2 separate regions of the Mus musculus genome follow, and region 1 is linked to region 2. Evidence: chromatin loops called from intact Hi-C (ENCODE). Cell type or tissue: heart. All regions are shown on one strand. Links, peaks and the distances in the headings refer to the core of each region. The heading gives the core; the rest is flanking DNA.

Region 1 (9,114 bases), core at 755-8,754, 58 kb after region 2:
TCTGTCTCTGTCTTTCTCTCTCCTTGGTCTCTCTGTCTGTCTGTCTGTCTCTGTCCCTCTCCTGTCTCTGTCTCTCTCTCTCCTTGGTCTGTCTGTCTGTCTCTGTCTTTCTCTCTCCTTGGTCTCTCTGTCTGTCTGTCTGTCTCTGTCCCTCTCTCTCCTGTCTCTGTCTCTCTCGGTCTCTCGTCTCTCTGTGTGTGCGTGTCTCTCTCTCTGTCTCTCTCCTCTCTCTCAGTCTCTCTGTCTCTCCTCTCTGTCTCTCTCTCTGCATATGTGTATGTGGTGTTCCTGTATATGTACGAGTGTGTGGAAACACTAAGCTGGGAAACTGAAGGCAGGTATACCTCCACACTCTCCCCATACACATCTTAGCATCTCCTACTGTGAGCCGGAATCAGGCGATCCATTAAATACAGTGTTCTGTGAGGAATGAATGCAAGGACTTTGTGATTGGAGGTCCAGCTGACTCCGCCCATGCAAACCCCTGCTGCCACCATCACGTGGTCATCATTAGGGTCCAGCTATTCCAGGGGAACATTCTAGAACAGCATGACCAAGAGAGTATCCACAATCAGCCCTGGAAACTTGACTGATCCAAACTTAAGGCAGGCTGCATAGAGCAGATACACACCAGACTGCAAAGACTCCCCTCGAGATGGCTCATTAGTAATCGCCTATCATCTCTGTGTGATTGGTGTCAAAACAAGGACATCTTGGATCTGCTGGGTTAAGTGAGCTATATTACCAAGTTAACTTCACCTGTTCCTTTTTAGCTCTGTACACTGCTACTAGAAATTTCTAAATGACCCAGCTGTCCTCCATCAATTTGCTACTGCCAAGTCCTAACCTGGTAGTTCCCCTCTCCCTGCTGCCGCCCTGTCCTCCGCTCTGCGCATTTTACAGTTGACCAGCTTACTCACACAGAGTGGGCAGAAGCCATGTGGATAATGGTGACTTACAGACCGTCTTTCAAGAGAGGCCCTCGAGAATGAGGTATCTGAGAGCAGGCTTTTGAAAAGCAGCCCTTCGCCAAGTTCACCAGAATTCTGTGTGGGCCACACCCTGACTTCAGAGCTTTCGCATGGGTTTGTGGTCTGCCTGACTTTCCCCCACAGCCTCCCAAGACAAACGTCATTGATTTTATTTTACCGTTGTGGCGCCACAGACCCCATGACTAACCAAGGACAGCTCCCCCGCTCCCCTGAGGGCTATTGCGCAGGCCTTTGTGCCAGGTGCTGCTCTCATTCCTTAACCTAGGTTCTCCTACTGAGTATCTTCATCAAATCTGGTAGACAAACACATATACCCCCCCATTCTACAGATCAACAAACTGAGTCTTGAAAAGACTGGTGGAGCATAGGCAAGGCATAGATAGTGGCAAAATGGAGACCTGAGCCCAAACTTCCTTCAGGTACCCTTTCCCACTCACCCTATTCTGCCTAGAGCACCAATGTTAGCACATACACTGGAGCTTGTGTGCACGTCAACACACTTAGATACTTGCTCCCTCACACACATTTGAGTTCACATGTAAATACACACACACACACACACACACACACACACACACACACCATTCCAGACACCTTTCATTTCAACACTGAGGAGACAGAGACAGGTAGAGATCTCTGCTCATTCGAGGCCAGCCTTGACTACACAGCAAGTTCCAGGACAGTGAAAGTTACATAGTGAGATCTTGTCTCACAACCAAAGCCAGCAGCATCCGGAACATTGGCAACTTTCAGATAATAAAAAGAAGCTGGGTTTTATCTTATCAGATTCTAAAAAGTAAAGGAATAATGTCGGTGGCTGAAGCAGTACGTATGTATATACCTGCTATGCCAGGGGACAATCGCGTCCCTGACACACTAGTCTACACAGGGGTGAGTGGGAGAAGCGGGCTTCTTGAAGCCCCTGCCACCCACCATCGTTACCTACGATTCAGATTCTTGCAACCACGGTCACCCCGCCCCTGCCCCAGCATGCTCATAAATGCTCACTGTCTGACCTCCGGTGTTAAAATCCTGTTTCCCCGGGCTGGTGAGATGGCTCAGTGGGTAAGAGCACCCGACTGCTCTTCCGAAGGTCCAGAGTTCAAATCCCAGCAACCACATGGTGGTTCACAACCATCTGTAACAAGATCTGACGCCCTCTTCTGGAGTGTCTGACAGCTACAGTGTACTTACAATAAAAAAAAAAAAATCCTGTTTCCCCATGCCTTGAGCCCCTCCCTGCCCCGTTGGCAGCCCACCCTCTCCACACAGACACTGGACAAGGGCAGCGGTGACCTTACATTGTAATGGTTTGGGGCAGGGGTTTCAGATTTTTCCACTTTCATGAAGCTTGGCAGCTGGAACATGCTGGAACAGGAATTGCTGAAGTCCTTCTTGGAAGCCAAGTCTGACCGGATGGTATACGCGTTGGCAGCGGGATTTTTAGAAATGATGGGGCCCAGCCGGGCACACTGAGGAAGAGGAGGAGGATTAGCATTGCCAATCGACCCAGGGGCCGGGAAAGACAGGTCAAAAGCAAAGGTCCCTGACCATTGTTATTTGCTTGTTGGTTTGCTTGTTTGTCTGATTATTTGTTGATACAGGGCCTCAGTCTGTAGCCCAAGTCGACCTAGAGCTCACTGTATATAGCTCAGGCTAGCTTCAGCCTTACATAGGCTAGCCTCAGCCTTGGAGCCTTCCTGCTGCCTCGCTTTGGGAGTGCCGGGGTGTGGGGCACTAGCCACCATGCCCAGCTTACAAGCATGTTTTTCCTTAAGAGGCGAGACCGTAGCAGGTGCCAGGGGTAATCAGACCTCGAGCTTTGAGGGCTCAATCTTGGGAAATGCAAGTTCAGACCTGTTCCAACTTCTGTAAACTAACTCAAAGTATTCGTCACCTGTTTGGGACCTGGAGAGAGTGACTTTCCTGGCGTCACATTTTCACAGTGTCCTGTGCCCCACCACTACGCCCGCCTCATCAGCTGTGGGGTGACTCCCGAGACAGGAAAGGTAAGACTGCTCTCCATGGCGTTCTCATGGAGCTGCTTCAGGGAGGGACAGGGAGGCTCAGAGAAGGCCGCTTGCTCACGCCTCCTCTCCCTACTGTGTTCTTGCCGGGTTTAGTGGCACACACGTGTGGTTCAGGATTCAGGAGGCAGAGACAGGGTGACTGCAAATTTGAGGCCAGCCTGAGCTACACAGTGAGACACTGTCTCAAAAATAATAAATAAATAATTATCACCCAGACCAACAGCAAATAAACAGCAATAAAACCCTAAAAGACCTATGCTTCAACAGAACCGATCCCATCCCTTCCGGGAGAGCACAATAAAGTATTTTCAGTTCAAAAACAAACACAATTCGTGTTTGCCAAATGAATGGGGGCAAAAGTCACAGAAACTCGATGATAACATCTCTTTGCCCTATGACAGCGTGGCTGGTATTAGAGTCTGATAAAACAAGAGCGTTCCCATGGCTTTACAGTGAAAGGCTCGGGAACACTGCCGTGGGGATTCTCCATTCCGTGGAGGTTAATAGCCACATACACACAGGGGAGAGGGCTCGTGGGGGTGGCTCTCCACGGTGGTATGAGGGTAGGAGTTTCGGCAGAAGCCAGGCTGTGCTAGTCTGATTCTAACCCGGGTTCAAACCCAAGCTCTGGTTGCGGCGCTCCCCAGTGTTCTCAGCAGCAAAGACTAAACCTGCAGCAGCCTTTGGTTTTTGGCCAATCCTTTACCAAGAAATTCAACTCTGCTAGTAAAGTGGTGTGGGACCGACATGTTCGTTCAGCCAGGCAGTCTTGCCTCCATCTGGTGACCAAGATCAGCCATGGCGTCCAAAAGAGAGATCAGCGGGCTCTGCCCTAGAGAAATTGCGAGCGTTTCTTTCCCATCCTGGTGTCTTTCTTGCCTTCAGAGATTTATTGCTTTTATGTTTGGGGGCTGGGGTGGGGTGTTCTAGAAACTTTCCAGTGACACCGAGTTCGCTGAGGTACCATAACAGGATTAGTGTTGGCAACACCCACTCCCCTGCATTTCTCTGTCAGGCCTGTGGTCTCCACTCGACCCCATGCTGCCACTGGAGAACTTCTCCCAACACATATGAAATCCACTGTGCAGTGGCAACCCAGAAAGGCCACCAAAGTCCCCACCCATCTGCCTCATTTAGCTTCCTGGTTGTAGAAGATTCTAGAATAAAAACTCGGAATGCCTTAGTGAGGTGGGTGCTTTATATCATTTGAACTTTGAGGGGTGACAAAAGGTTGGGTGTTGTCCCCATGACAGTCATGAGGAAGTGTGTCGCGTTTATAAGCCCACGGACATTTCGGGGTGGCCTCACCCTGAACACATTCCTCCTGGGCTCTTATGATCTCCCTCTGAGGCGGGAGGCTTGAATTCCCTGAGTCTCCGGATCCGGAAGTGGGGGAAAGGCTCTCTGTCTCTCATTGAGGTTGGACAATGTGGGCTGCAGCCAGGTATTACAAACCCTTAGGACCCCCGTCCCAAGGAACTCACACATTTACAAGTGTAAGGCTGGGGCTCAGACATCCTAGCACTTCAGGAGAGGGCCTGGACTCTATTCCTGGCACCCACATCAAGCATCCAGTTTCTAGGGACCTGGTGCCCTCTGCTGGCCTCTGCAGGTATCTGCAACTCCTTTGTGCCTTAGCTTCTCCGTCCCTCCCCCGACTCAACACACATAGTTAAAAACAAGCCTTGTATTTAAAACAAGAAATATAAAGCTGAATCTTAGGGCCAGCGAAGGGAGAGACGTCCCCCCTCTCCTTTCTTCTGGGTCATTTTTTTTTAAAGAGGTGAAAGACCTGATTGGATTGTGTAACACTCTGATCTACCAGGGCCTTCTCTCTTGGGTGAAGAGTTAGTTAAACCACTCAAAAGTCATGGCCAGTGAAGCCTGGCAGCGTCCTGATCCACTGGGCACTAATCCAGACCCTTCATGGTAGGGTAGTAGTGTACAGTCGGCCAGAGGAGTTCTCAGAGAGAAGCCAGGCGCTTTGGGCAGTCTGAAGGGTGACTCTGGTACTGACAGAGCTAGCTAGCTCCTGCTTGTTTACACTGCTCAGCAATTTCAAAGTCTTTCTCACTGCAATTCGCTCAGAGCCTCCAGGGAGTCTCTGAGGCAACTGGTATGTTGAAGGGTGGCGTGCTTGAGGTCACATTCAGGCTCCACGGCTGAGTCAGGATTAGGTCCCCAGGCCTGTGGCCAATGCTGGGGCATTGTGACGTGGCACCTGGATGGTTGCTTTGGGGTCTTTCTCCTGACGCGGAGCTAAAGACCTGGCTATCCTGTGACTTTGCTGAGGGCTCCGAGACCATGAGCCTTCACTCCAAAGTCAGTTTGCTCCTGAAAATTCCCCACTGCAAACCAACCCAACCCCCAGCAAGAGGTGGCCGCGTTTGGTGGGCCCTAAATGGTCCCTTTGTGTGAGATTAATAAGAAAATGATCCCTGGTGTCAGGCATTGTATCCATCTATGTAAGAACTGTCCCAGCCTTTACAGGGACAGGCAGGCACACGCATTCTATTGATGTTAGTCTCTGACCCTGCTTTTCGCCGACGCTGCTCCACCTCAGGCAACGTTGCTCTGGCTTGGCTCTTTCCCGCCCTTGCTTCCCTTAAGGCTGAGGCTGTAGCTTAGTGGTAAGAGCCTTGAGTGCCATCCTCTGCTTACACACCAAAACAGAAGGCAGAAGAACACAGTCTTCACTCACGTCTGCTCAGGGTCAGGGCTGTTGCATTTCTATGCTTGACTGCAAGAGTCCTCGACAAAGATGGAGTCCCAGGAAGGAACAGGAAGATTCCCGTGTCTCAGGCCCCATGTGTGTGTGCTCTCTTCCCCCAATTTCTCTCTCTCTCTCTCTCTCTCTCTCTCTCTCTCTCTCTCTCTCTCGGACTGTGTGTTCTCCCTCTGTCTCTGTGTGTGTGTGTCTCTGTCTCTCTCTGTGTATGTCTGTCTGTCTCCCTTGTTCTGTGTATCTGCCTGTCACTGTGTGTCTGTTTCTGTCTCTCTGTGTGTACATGTGTGTGTGCACGTGTCTGTCTGTCTTTCTGTGTGTCTCTGTTTCTCTGTCTCTCTCTTTACTGCCTCTCTGTCACTGTGTCTGTCTGTCTGTCTGTCTCTATCTCTGTCTCTCTGTGTGCATGTGTGTGTGTGCATGTGTCTGTCTGTCTGTCTTTCTGTGTGTCTCTCTGTTTCTCTGTCTCTCTCCTTACTGTGAGGGAGTAATATCTATGCCCTGAGTCCAGTGTAGAGAATGTGGAGGTCAGAGGTCAGCTCTCTCCTACCACGTGGATCTCAGCAATCCAGCTCTGGCCATTGGCTTTGGCAGAGCCATCTAATTGTACTCCTAGGGTTGTTTGTATTTTGTTTTTTGTTTTTTTTTCATCCAAATTCCCAATGATTTGAACAACCCAGTTATATGAAGCAAGTGTTAAAAATCATTTTCCTTTCAGGGAAAGCCACAGCAGTTTTCCCGGCATGCCTCAAAGCCTCGGGAAGACACCTGCTTCTTTCGATGGACAACTAAGGCCTAGTTTTTCTTCCTACCTCGTCCACACGCATCCATGGAGACGACCGGCGTAAGGTCACAGGGTCAGATTTACCTTTGTGAAATCACAGGAAGTGGCTGCTGTCTTAATCAGGACAGGGGTGGTTGGAGAGAAAGGACAGCTGCCCAACGTGTCATTATGCAGTGAACAGGGGAAATTACTGACCGGTCAACGCCCCGGGGCTCTCACCGTGGAGGGAAAAGTGCACGTTCCTCTCTTGGAAAGAGAGGCACTGCTGAACACTGGAGACTGGTGGATGACATTGTAGAACCCAGGGCCCGGGACGTCATCCTGAGAAGGACAAGAATGCAGTGTCACTGGGCACGGCAACTTCAGCATGCTTTTCCACCAGTCTTCCATCCATTAGCGCTAAGCCTCCCTCTAATCCTACAAGCAGGCTCCACCATAACAGAAGTGACAGCCTGGCTTCGAAGTTCCCTCACTTGCCCAATCTCTACCTCAGTGACCAATGGGAGGGGCCGGAGTTCTAACTCAGGCCGGGTCTCCCAAAGCCCTTGCTCTTTCCACAGAGGTGCCATCCTGAGTTCGACGGCAACAGTGCTTTGGGGAGATTTTGGTTTTCGTGTCATTAGGGAAATGTACTGGTGTGCATGTCAGCCTTCTCGGACTGGGGCAGCCAAGCCTGAGGTGAGGGGAGGGTGACCGATTTTACGGTAACCACACCCCACCTGACTCAGCTTCCTCCTGAGGCCTCTAAGAAGGGAAATTGGGGAGTGTTTCTGTTTATAAAGCAAAAGGAAACAAAAACAATCTTCATTCCAGACGAGGCCATCTTGAACTTGGAGACAAAATGAGGCACCCATGGGGCCCGAGGGTAGCTTGAAGTTGGGGTATTGGGGAGCAGGCAGCAGAAGCTGTGCTCGGAGCCAGCACAAGCTACGTGAGCTTCCAGAAGCTTCCAGCTCCTTTCTGGTGCTCGTTACTAAGGGGATAGCAGTGTTGTCAAAAGCCTGGGGAACAGGTGACAAGAAAAGAGGAGATGCTTCATCGTCGCACAGGGCTTCCTGGTCCTGCCCGCTGCTGGGAGCTGTTCAAGGCTAATCTCATTTTCACCACCACCCAACAAGGAAGGGATTACAGTCCCTGTTTCACCAAGGAGGCACATGCAGATGAACTTGTCCAAAGTCCAAATGCTGACTACACGGCGAGTGCTCTCGGAAGTGGGCCTGTCACCAAAGCTACCTAAAAAACCAGAAGCCAGCCATGTGGGGGCCACAGCAGCAAGCAGTAAGCCCTGAGTGCAGAGTTTGCTAGTGCCACTCTGTAAAGCCAAAGACATCCTAACTCTCCTGTCCTGGCTGCTTCATCCAGGCAGGGAGCTTGATGGACCACTGGTGCCTTCCAGAACTTTCCAATCTGAAAAGTGGGGAGAGAGTGACTGGAGTTGACTATAAAGAAGAGAGGCAAAGTTGTTGTTAGCAAGATCTTAGAACAGATGTGTGGCACACTCACACACCACAAACACATATAAACAAACAGATACACTCACACACACATGTACATAGATATATACTCACACACATACACACATACTACACACATACACTCACACACATATGTACATATATATATACTCACACACACACCACATACACACAGGTGACACACACAGGTGAGACATACACAACTCACATACACACTGACACACACATATACACACCCCACACACACAGGTGAGACACACACAGGCGAGACACACACACAAGTGAGACATACACACACATATACTCATACACACATATACATACACACATTCATACCACACACACACACACACACACACACACACACACACACGGTAGGTAGTGAGAAGAAGAGCAGAGGGCTCAGCCTCCCAGGCCAAGAATCAGGAGCAAGATACTGCAGGCAGGTCAGTTTCCCAGGGCGCAGTTTGCACACTTTTCCCCAGTAGCACACTGAGACATTACAATGACCGGCTCACTGAGAAGACAGGATCAAAAGGGAGATAGATGTCCTAATGTTGCACAACGGGCAAAGACCTAGCCAGACTCGGGATAGAGTCTTCCAACCACGGACACCAACTGCCTCTCAGATGAGACTGAGAGGATAAGGAAACGCCCGTCCCCAGGGTTGTAAATTGGAAAGTCTGTTCTCAGTGCTGCTCAGCTCCACCATCTTCAGTGAGTCTCCTCACTGGGCCTTAGTCTCCTTATCTGCAAACCTGAGGTGCTGGGATCCTAGTGAGGTTCCAGGTCCCCATCTGCAGCAGGAGTTGTAGTGTCACTAGTCATAGCGCTGATGCATGAAAACGCTTTGCCTGCTTGTATGGATGTGGAACACGTGTGTGCCTGCATGCCCATGGAGGCCAGAGGAAGGAATTGGATCCTCTGGGACTGGAGTTATAAACAGTTGTGAGCTGCCAGGTAGACGCTAGGAATTGAACCCAGGTCCTCTGCAAGAGCAATCGCTCTAACTGCTAAACTATCTCTCCAGCCCCTGATATATGACCTCACAGGTGCAAGTGGGCAGGGAAGACACCTCTCTCTCTCCTCTCTCTCTCTCTCTCCTCTC
Region 2 (9,114 bases), core at 558-8,557:
GTAGAAGTTCATAAAAGTAAAAAAACGTTTCCTGGAGGGACATTATTTACCCGCCCCCACCCCCCAGCGTGTGGCAGAGGACACAGCCTGGGACTCCGGAACTCCTGCTGGGACCAGACCTTGGCCACTTCCTTTCACTGCAGAGGGTTTGGGTGTGCCGCAAGGCTGTTTGCAGTGATGGTGTTGGAATTAACTGGTTTTCCTGAGTTCACTTTTAGTTGGGAGTGGGCAGTATCTTTCACGGGCACAGACTAGTGATGGACCCAGAGATAGCCAGGGCCCAATACAAGTCCCCAGGAAGAGTGAGATTCAGGGCTCTCCCCCTCCCCCCTTCCCAGGGACCCATGGGGCTAAAATGTCTTTTCAAACAAGCCTGCTCCTTCCGGGATCCTGGCCCCTGTGGGCCCCTCCCTCTGGCTTCCACCTTTTCTAGCCAGTTCCTGCCCACAAGGCAAAGACCCCCCCACCGAATACCTTAGCACTTCTCCTGTTCCCTGCTCAGCTTGGCACAAGCCTGTCTGATTGGCTCCTCTTTAATAACTATAAAATTTCCTTTTTCTTCCTAACAAAAGAAGTCATGTTGACAGATGAATAAAAATAATCAACTATAAACTGCACCTGTTCCTTTTACCTCCGGGGTCCCCAATGCCTTCCTTCTCTTTCTGAGTGGGTTGTGTGGATGGGAACAGACAGACTTAAGAACCATCCTGTAAGCCAAGGCCAAGGCCAAGACAGCTCCGCTCAGGTCTCACGGGGTGAGGTGTGCCCCTCTGGGGCTTCATTCATAGTTGGGAGGGTTGAATGAGGACTTACAGGCTCTGACAACTGTACTGCAGGCCCAGCGACTGGCATCCAAGGTTCAGGGATGTGTTCACAGCACCCTTCTGGATTGCAGCCAGAGCCTGGCTGCACAACTGTTGCCTTCTTCTTCTTCCCCGAGCCTCGCTAAAGAGCACTGGAACAGGCCGATTTGCCAGGACCAGAACTGGAACTCTGATAGGCATCCCTTAGGGTCCTCTGCACCCAGAGGTGATTGCCTCATACCAAATTCCCGGGAATAAAATTGCTTAGCCAAAGGACAGGCTGACAAGGCCCGCGTGGGACCTCTTACTCATGCCAATCCTGGCGGTATGCCTCCTTCGGAGTCCTTATCAAGGATGATCAGGAAAACAGCTGCTTATTTTTGAGGCCACTCACTTTCAAGGGGACACTCTTCAGGGCAACTTTGGACCCTACCCAGTCCAGGAACCAACCGCTAGGCAGGAATGTAGGCAGAGTCGCTGGCGATACTGTTCAGGATCTGTTGTAAAAGGGGCTGGAGGCTGGCCACTCCCATGTCCTGACCCTCCAGAAACACCTAGGTCAAACAAAGGTGGGGGGAGGGGCTCATCCTCTAAGCCTCTGTTTAGGTCTAGTGATGATAGAGAAAAACCACAGCCAACTGGAGGGGGGGGCTCACACTAGACCTCCAGGACCCCCATGGGTCTATGCTGGTATGTGGGGCGATGCTTCATCTAAGAGCCCAGGTTCTTCACTTAGCCAGGGGTTCTTTCTGAATTTCAGCCTACATACCAAATGGGACCAATAACAAATTCTCACCCTGACCCCTGGGAAAGAGCTGGATGCGTAGACTGGGGTGCTGTAAGGATGGCTGGGCATGGATGCTGGGAACTTCACTGTGCACTGACATTGGAACTGGAAGCTAGTTGCTTGGACCCCCTTGCTAAGTGGCGCGCCCACCCACCTACAATGCCTTCCTTAGGTACCAATGTTTTTGCCATTAATCTTTCATTAAGGGCTCATCTAACTTGGGGATGAGATATTAGAGGGAAATTTACAGATGTGAAATCACAGGCCCAGGGTGAAGACTCTGAGATTTGCGAATAAAGGTTCTACCTTCAGAGGTCTTCTCTTGCGGGGGAGGGGAGGGGCGCAATGGCCGGATTGTCCAGGATGTTTAAACGTTTGGTAAATTATACACGTATTTCCATTTGCTGAATTCATTGACCATCTGTTGTGCTGAAACCTGGGGCAAGCGCTGGGTAAGGTTTTTCTTGGTGCTATTCCCACCCCTCTGGAAGCTTACAGCTCCATCAACTCCTTTACACAAAATGTCAACCAATTTGCTAACTTCCATTCTGCCCCACCCCGACCCCCTTACCTGTGAATCCAGTATAGACCAGACAGATTCAAAGGACTGTTTCCGAGGCTCTGGAGGCAGGCAGACCAAAGTCTGGTTCCGTCCCGACACCATGGGGAGAGTCTTAGATGTGACATCACCTCTCTCGGCCTCTGTTAGATCATCTAGATCATAGAGATCAGTTCAAAGGGCTTGAGTGTCACGTGCTTGAGTGACATCAAGCATGAGACCACTGCCTGACCCTACAGAGGCCACTGTTTATCTTCCTATCACCAGATAATGAGGGAACCTCTGCTGGAACCAGACCTTGGCCACTTCCCTTGACTGCAGAGGGCGTGGCTGTGCCCCGATCCTGTTGTCGGTGGTGTTGTTGGAATTAACAGGTTTTTCTGAGTTCACTTTTAGCTGGGAGTGGTCAACATCTCGGTTTAACCATCCTTGATTAAATGAGGGGAAACAGAGTTTCACAGTTGGTGAAAGGTCTTATCCAAGGTTCCAGAAGTCACAGCTCCGGGAAGGCAGACATGGTCTTGCAGGAACCAGGCCCATCTGGGAAAGGAACCCCAGACCCCACTGTTAGGTGAAGATTCTAAGCAAGAGCCACGGAGTGACTAAGTGACAATAACTGCCATTGCTAAATGACGTGCAGGTCTGATATCTCCGCTCACTGCTTAGAGTGAGGATGTCAGCTGACGAGAGTCTTCCCTTTATATGAGCACATGTGTGCACGTCTCTCTGGGCCTAGGTATGTTCTCAAATGTCATCTTTCAGGCTCCGTCCATCTTGGATTTTTTGAGAGAGGGTCCTCAAGGGCATGGACCTCACTGAGTAGGTTAGGCTGAGGAGACAGTGAGCTACAGAGATCTGCCAAGGATCTGCCTTCTCTAGCCCCTAACTCCAGGGGTTTACAAGCATGCACCACCACACCTGGCTTTTTTTTTTTTTTAATGTGGGTTATGGGGATAAACTCCGGCTATGTTTGCACGGCAAGCATTTTACTGACTGAATCATCTCCTTGGCCTTCAGTCTTGTCTCTTTATCTCCACCTCTGCCCTAGGAAGGACAGGAACCCAGTGGCGGTGTAGTCTGTAGGCACTCATTTTGGCTTAATCACTTTCTGGGGTGGGGGTTGGGCGATTGCCAAGGATCAAACCCAAGGCCCACTAAGTCTTTACCACCCAGCTCCGTGCCTGGCCTCGTTCAAAGGTGATGGTGCTGCGGGACTGTGTGGAACCTCTTAGCTTGCATTAGCAAGCTCAACACAGACTACTTGGCGGGGAAGGAGAGTCCAATCTTGCCATTACAGTTGCCACAGAGCACCTCTGTTGGGCATTCTACACTTCAATATCTCCTTATAGGCTAATAGGTATTCCTGAGATCTGGGTAGTCATGGAGACCTGGGATTTTAAGAGGAAGGGCTGTTAGCAAGGCTGTCCCATTGAGTGTTGCTGTGTGGTAAGTGACCCTGGGGGCTGGTGCTTATTCAGCATAGTGGTCCTAAGGGGGTGGGGGGTGTACCACACTCTTCTGCAGGAAGTGAATCGTAAGTGGTCATGTGCAGCACAAAGCGATTCAACTTGTGAGGTTGGAGCATGGTTTTGTACCCAAATACAGATGAGGAAACTGAGGTTGGTCACTGGCCCAACCTTATGGTGCTGATAAGGTGCCCGGGCTGGGACTCAAACCCAGCTCTGTGTCTTCTATCAATACTATGCCCTAACAGGGGTAATTTTACACGGAATAGCAAGCTGTCATTACTTAGTACTGTTAGTGGATCTAATTGTGTTTCATCTGATTGGCTGGTCTATGCTTATAATTTCTTAGAGCAACCAAGAGCTGGGATGTCCATGCAAGGGCAGTGATGCCAGCCTCCCCTGGCCCTGGGCTGCATCATACCCCCAAGGACTAGGAAAGGCAGGCAGCCAGACTTGGGCAATATCACTTCAAAATCTTGGCCTCTTTGAGCTGTGGTGGCAAAGGTCTGTGTTGGCCTTGTCACATGGCTGGGAGGACTCCCGGAACCCTGCACACCTGCTCCTTGCATCCGTGGTACCTATCGGGGCACCTTCTGGAGGCTTCCTGTGTAAGGAGTCACAGAGACCCTCTGATGATCTCTAACAATGGCTGTGAGCACAGAGCCAGGACCCAGAGAGGGAGAGGACCCGTTTATAAAGCCCAGCGAGCACAGACATGCCACCCGAAATCCCAGTGTCTCCCCCCACCCCCCCACAAGCTCAGCAAGCATGAGTCACACCACATCCATTGCAACACGGCTGACAGAAACTCTCCAGCCTTTCATGAGGTGAGTTAGTCAGGGAGAAGACTACAAAGAGAAGTGTGCCATCCTTTGGGCTGCCGCGGGCCTGCAGTTCTTCTCAGCACCGTGACTGCTGTAAGCGATCGCTCAGAGCCAGTCACTGCTCACATTGCCGCTGCCTTCAGCTATAGTGAGTGATCTGCATCCCGGTCCCCTCATCTCACGGGATGATAGCAAAGTGCCTGACTCACTTTGGGTATTGACATGATGCATAAAGAAGGCTTGGCACGATACCTGATCTACGCAACATTCACAGCACCTACTGGGAGCCAGACACCTAAGCCAGTGCTGGAGAGTAACCAAGGCAGACAAGGCCTCTTGCTCCTACGGAACTCACGTTCCAGAGGGAAGGGAGATAGACACCTGATGATGTGAGAAAATCCGGAAGGGCTTTGCAGGGAACAGAATAAAGCCATGTGAAACCTGAGGGCTGGATGTCTGTTCTCACAAGCATTACTGGAGAGAGAGCTAGCCGTGTTAGCAATCACCATGGTCCTTAGCTAACCTCAGGGCTCCTTAGGGGTAGCCCTCAAACAGATTCCAATGGGAAAGGACTCCGATCAGTCTTCAAGCCCGGTAGCCCATCCTAAGCAGGCCCTCCTGAGTTATCAGATAGGGCTTCTCAGGGTAAAGTCACCTTTCCTCCAGAGGAACGCTCAAGGTGAGGTACCCAGGAAGAATGAGCAATGAACTGGGGGTGGAGTGGGGGGGGATGGTTGGGAGAGTGGGGGATGGGGAGAGTGGGCATGGGGGCGGGGCTGAGGGTATTGGTAAAAGAGTAAGCATGAGATTCCAAGATTCGCAGCTTAGATCTCTTTTCCTATGAACCCCATGGAAGCTCTCTGTTTCTGCTGGTACTTGTGGGCATTTGGGGATGACCACCCTAGGTTGTTCATAGCCCATCCCCCACCATCCCCTCGCCTAAGAGGCATCTCCTGAGTGCCTAGCACAGAGCACTTACAGTGTACTGGCCAGCTAAGACTCCTGAGGCAACCACCTTCAACTTTTCCATCCTTTCTGGGCTGGCCAGAGGCATGTGGTCTGCCCACATCCCGTTCAGATTGGCATCGCACAAGATGAAAGGCTGCCCTGCCCTAATTCCCTGATTCCCCACCCCATCTCTCTCTCTCTCTCTCTCTCTCTCTCTCTCTCTCTCTCACACACACACACACACACACACACACACTCATGCACATTGGGGGAGGGGGGGCTCCTCCTGAATAGAAACCAGCATTTTCTTTCCCCGCTATTGCCCCAGAACCCAGAGCGAGGAGACCTTGCACACTCGGTACTTAGTAAATGTCCCCTGTCAACTGAGGCCACCAACTTCAACTCAAGGAGTAGCTAGTCTCCCAGATGACTGAACGGGTCTCTGACACTGGCTCTCACCCTTAGGCAAGGCACCCTGCCTCTCCAACCTACATTTCCTCGATCACCTGTAGAGGGCATGGGGTTGGTTGGGGTGGAAGGGAGAGTTGACAGAAAGTCCTTCCTAGCTGGTTACTGGGAGAATAGGAAGAAATCACTTAGCTAACAAGACTAGAACCTGTGGTGTTTGTTACCCGAAGGGGAAAGTTCTGGAGAAAAGAGAGGGGACTCACAGAGAGCTACCTGCTCTCTTCCGTGAAATTTTCCGGGTAGAGAAGGTGACTATAAAGAGATATGGTGTCTGTGGGGAGATGTTTGTGGGATCCAGGATCCGAGCGATGAGATGGACAGAGATTTCCCTTTGAGCCAAGTACCTGTCTGTATTTTTCCTCTAGTTCTCCCGTTCCTTCCCAACGTTTGTCTCCTCCCTTTTCCCTCGTCTCCACCCCCTCACCCCCTCAGCTAAGAAGGAATTGGCCGGCTCCACCCAGTCAGCCCCCCGGAGCTCCGCCCCTGCTGGTGGGCCAAAAGTTAACATCTGCACCTGCTGTGGTCTAGCTGCAGTCGGCACCTGTGCTTCCAGCCAATCAGCGCCACCGCAGCCGGGGACCGCTGTCAGCAAAATCTCAACATCCAAAGCGCAACGTAGAGCAAACGCTTCCCCGGGCAGGAAGGGAATGTCTGTGTCAGAGGAGAATTAAGAGACGAGTGGTCAGCAGCGCCTGCGAGCCAACCAGAGACGGATCGCTGGAACCTCGGAGAAGGAAGATGTCGAATGAACTTGAGTGAGTAAAGCCACGGATGTCTGGCCTCCCGGCCTCCCCAGCACACCGAGGCTGGCTGGGATTCCCTGCAGAGGGAAGAGCAAGGGAGGCCGGGCGCCCGGATTCACACGGCAATTTGTAAGGGTGAATGAATGGGCTGACGATCCTGCCTTAGCGTGTTGAGGCACGTTCAGCTCTCTATCTAGAGCTGACTGTTTCCCTGGGAAAATAGTTTTTCTTTCTCTCTGTGCTGAGCAGTTTCGAGGAAGGCAAACACCCGGGCTGCCTGAAACCGTGAATCTTGGCATCGCTTTTTGATACTCTGGAGGTGCCTTGGAAATCAGAGACACTCCCGCCCCAGGGAAGCTTTCTCTCCTCTTGCCAAAGGGAACGTCTTGGAGGTGGTTCTCAGAGCTGTCTTATGCAAAGAGTTGAGTTTCTCTAAAGGTCCTTTATGTTGAGTTGGAACAGTCCCAAGCGATCTGGCTACTATAGTGTAATGGCTGTATACATGGGCTCTGTAGTGGCTTTCCTTAGGTTCAAACCCAGGCTCCGTCTCTCCTCCGCTGTTCATTCTTAAAAAGTCGTTGGACTTATCTGAGCTTCATTTTCCTGATTTGGAAATTTGGAACAAGAGAACTTTGTAGAGTTCTTAGGTGTGCTGAAAGCTGTAAAAATGCTTACCAAAGAGAAAGGGGTCTGAAGTTGCGTTCAATAAATTGTGGTCAGTTTTATCCAGAGGCAGTGCTAACGCTGGGGAAGCCGAGGACTAGATTTTGGTGAGGTCATCTGTGTTGTCTGGCGAGAGGCAGGTGCATTCCTGCCCACATCTGGGATCTAGAATCCCTTGACTGGCTGACGCTGACCTCACTCTCAGCCTCAGTATCAGGTACAGATGTTGGAGAAGACAGAAGTCGAGGGTGTGAGTCGCTTTAAGTTGTGGGCAAGGAGCTAGCAGGAAAGAAACAGACTTCCCCTTTCTCCCCTCTTTAGCAGTGACCCTCTTGTTGTTTCCTCCCCTTCTCTGTCTCTCTCTTTGGAGCTTTTCCTCAGCAGGTTAAGAACTCAAACGCTTGCAGGCAGAATTGATGGGTCCTAACTGCAGACAGGAACCCATGTACCGGCTAGCTCTGGGGTGTGTCCGGCTTGAACAGCCACATCTACTGTCCAACCACTATGGTTACAAGCATCAGGTTTCTTTTTTAATAGATTCTCAGGACACTGTTTTGACAGTTGAACCCCAATTAAAGTAAAAATAGAAACACAGTGTTAGGGCCCAGATTCAAGCCCCAACCCCTGAACTTATTATCTGAGTGACCCAAGCCTGCATCTCCTGGACTGTGCGTGCTGTGACCAAGTGGCAGTCCTTACAGGGTTCAGTTTTATGACAGTGATTGATTTAAAGCCTGTTAGGGAACATGCTAATAATGCCTTTCTCCCTTTGTGGAGACATTAATAATTGGGCATTTCTGAAGCTTTCTTGCTTTTTATTTTTCTATGCTTTACACACACACACACACACACACACACACACACACACACACACTTGAGACACACGTCTCCAGCACACTCACGCATGCCAATTACAGCTGCCTGCGGAGGCTGCAGAGAGAATCTTTTCAGGTTTCTCCTCAGGGGCTATGGAGAAGCTGGCTTACGGAACAGGTTTTCTGCTAGTGTCCTGAATGGTTTGGGTTGGAAGTCGGATGGGCTGACAGAAGAGGCTTCTCCGTTCAGGAAAGCCTGTGCCTGCTGAGTAATGCAGGTCAACTTTGAAGCTACCATTGGAGATTACAGTGATTGACCTGGGGGCTCAGCCACTCTGAGAACTGGGGAGTCTGAGGTTGCCTGTGAGTGTGTGTGTGTGTGTGTGTGTGTGTGTGTGTGTGTGTGTGAGAGAGAGAGAGAGAGAGAGAGAGAGAGAGAGAGAGAACATGTTGTGGGCATGCTTGAGTGTGTGTGCACACACACGTATATGTGTATGGGTGTGTCTGTGTGTGTTCGAGTGTGTTGTAAGTGCCTGTGGAGTCATAGGTTTGAGAGGTCCTGATGCCAACAAGTGCCTGTGAGTGTGTGTGTGTGGATGTGTGTTTTAAGCTGCTGCTGCTGCTGCTGCTGCTGTTGTGGCCTTGTTCTTACTGTGACCTTGGCTGGAATATCCTACTAGGACAAGCAGACATCTCCAGCCCTCAGAGAATAAACAACTTGTCAGCCCTGGGGCATTAGTGAAAAGTCAGGTCCGCATCTGCTTCAAATCAAACTGAGTGAGTCTGCCCTTGCTGACTCTCGGCTTTCTCCTGAGTGAAGTGTCCACTAAGAACCCACCTACCTGACAGGGAAACACTGAGCTGTGGTGGCAGACCACCTCCCCACCCCACCCCAGCGCGGTCCTAGGCCTCCACAGGGAGGTGGCCCTGGAAAGGCTGGCCAATGTAAGTCAGAAACCAGCTCCAGGCAGCTGGTGGGTGGTGAGCACCTGGCCTTTCATGTGGTCAGACCCAGCGCCTGGCACCTCTGTCAGCCAC

The links. A loop is a pair of places that touch in the nucleus more often than their neighbours do. Peaks named below come from ENCODE experiments on the same cell type or tissue, not always from the same donor. Only the 100,000 strongest peaks of a DNase experiment are listed, where the experiment ranks them.
Region 1: a loop joins it to region 2, with 2.1 times the contacts of the local background. A loop is called at or near these places in 5 of 42 quality-filtered maps.

What each region holds. Positions count from the first base shown.
Region 1 is chr4:135,512,622-135,521,735 of GRCm38, reverse strand. It overlaps Stpg1 (sperm tail PG rich repeat containing 1), which reads right to left. Exons shown (of 9, transcript NM_030189.3): 4 at 6,751-6,852; 5 at 2,294-2,464. Among named protein-coding and RNA genes, the nearest start is that of Stpg1, 21 kb to the right of the region's middle. In heart, for the core only: a CTCF peak has its summit at 4,617 (motif pointing left); no DNase peak of the experiment used is centred there; H3K27ac peaks cover 554 bases.
Region 2 is chr4:135,570,904-135,580,017 of GRCm38, reverse strand. Grhl3 (grainyhead like transcription factor 3) reads left to right here and starts at 6,386. Exons shown (of 16, transcript NM_001013756.2): 1 at 6,386-6,610. The coding sequence starts at 6,594. It overlaps Gm30888 (a long non-coding RNA gene), which reads right to left and starts at 6,438. Exons shown (of 3, transcript XR_390832.2): 1 at 6,370-6,438; 2 at 2,162-2,689; 3 at 1-1,357. In heart, for the core only: a CTCF peak has its summit at 4,484; a DNase peak (open chromatin) is centred at 6,497; H3K4me3 peaks cover 1,883 bases; H3K27ac peaks cover 2,057 bases; H3K27me3 peaks cover 5,466 bases.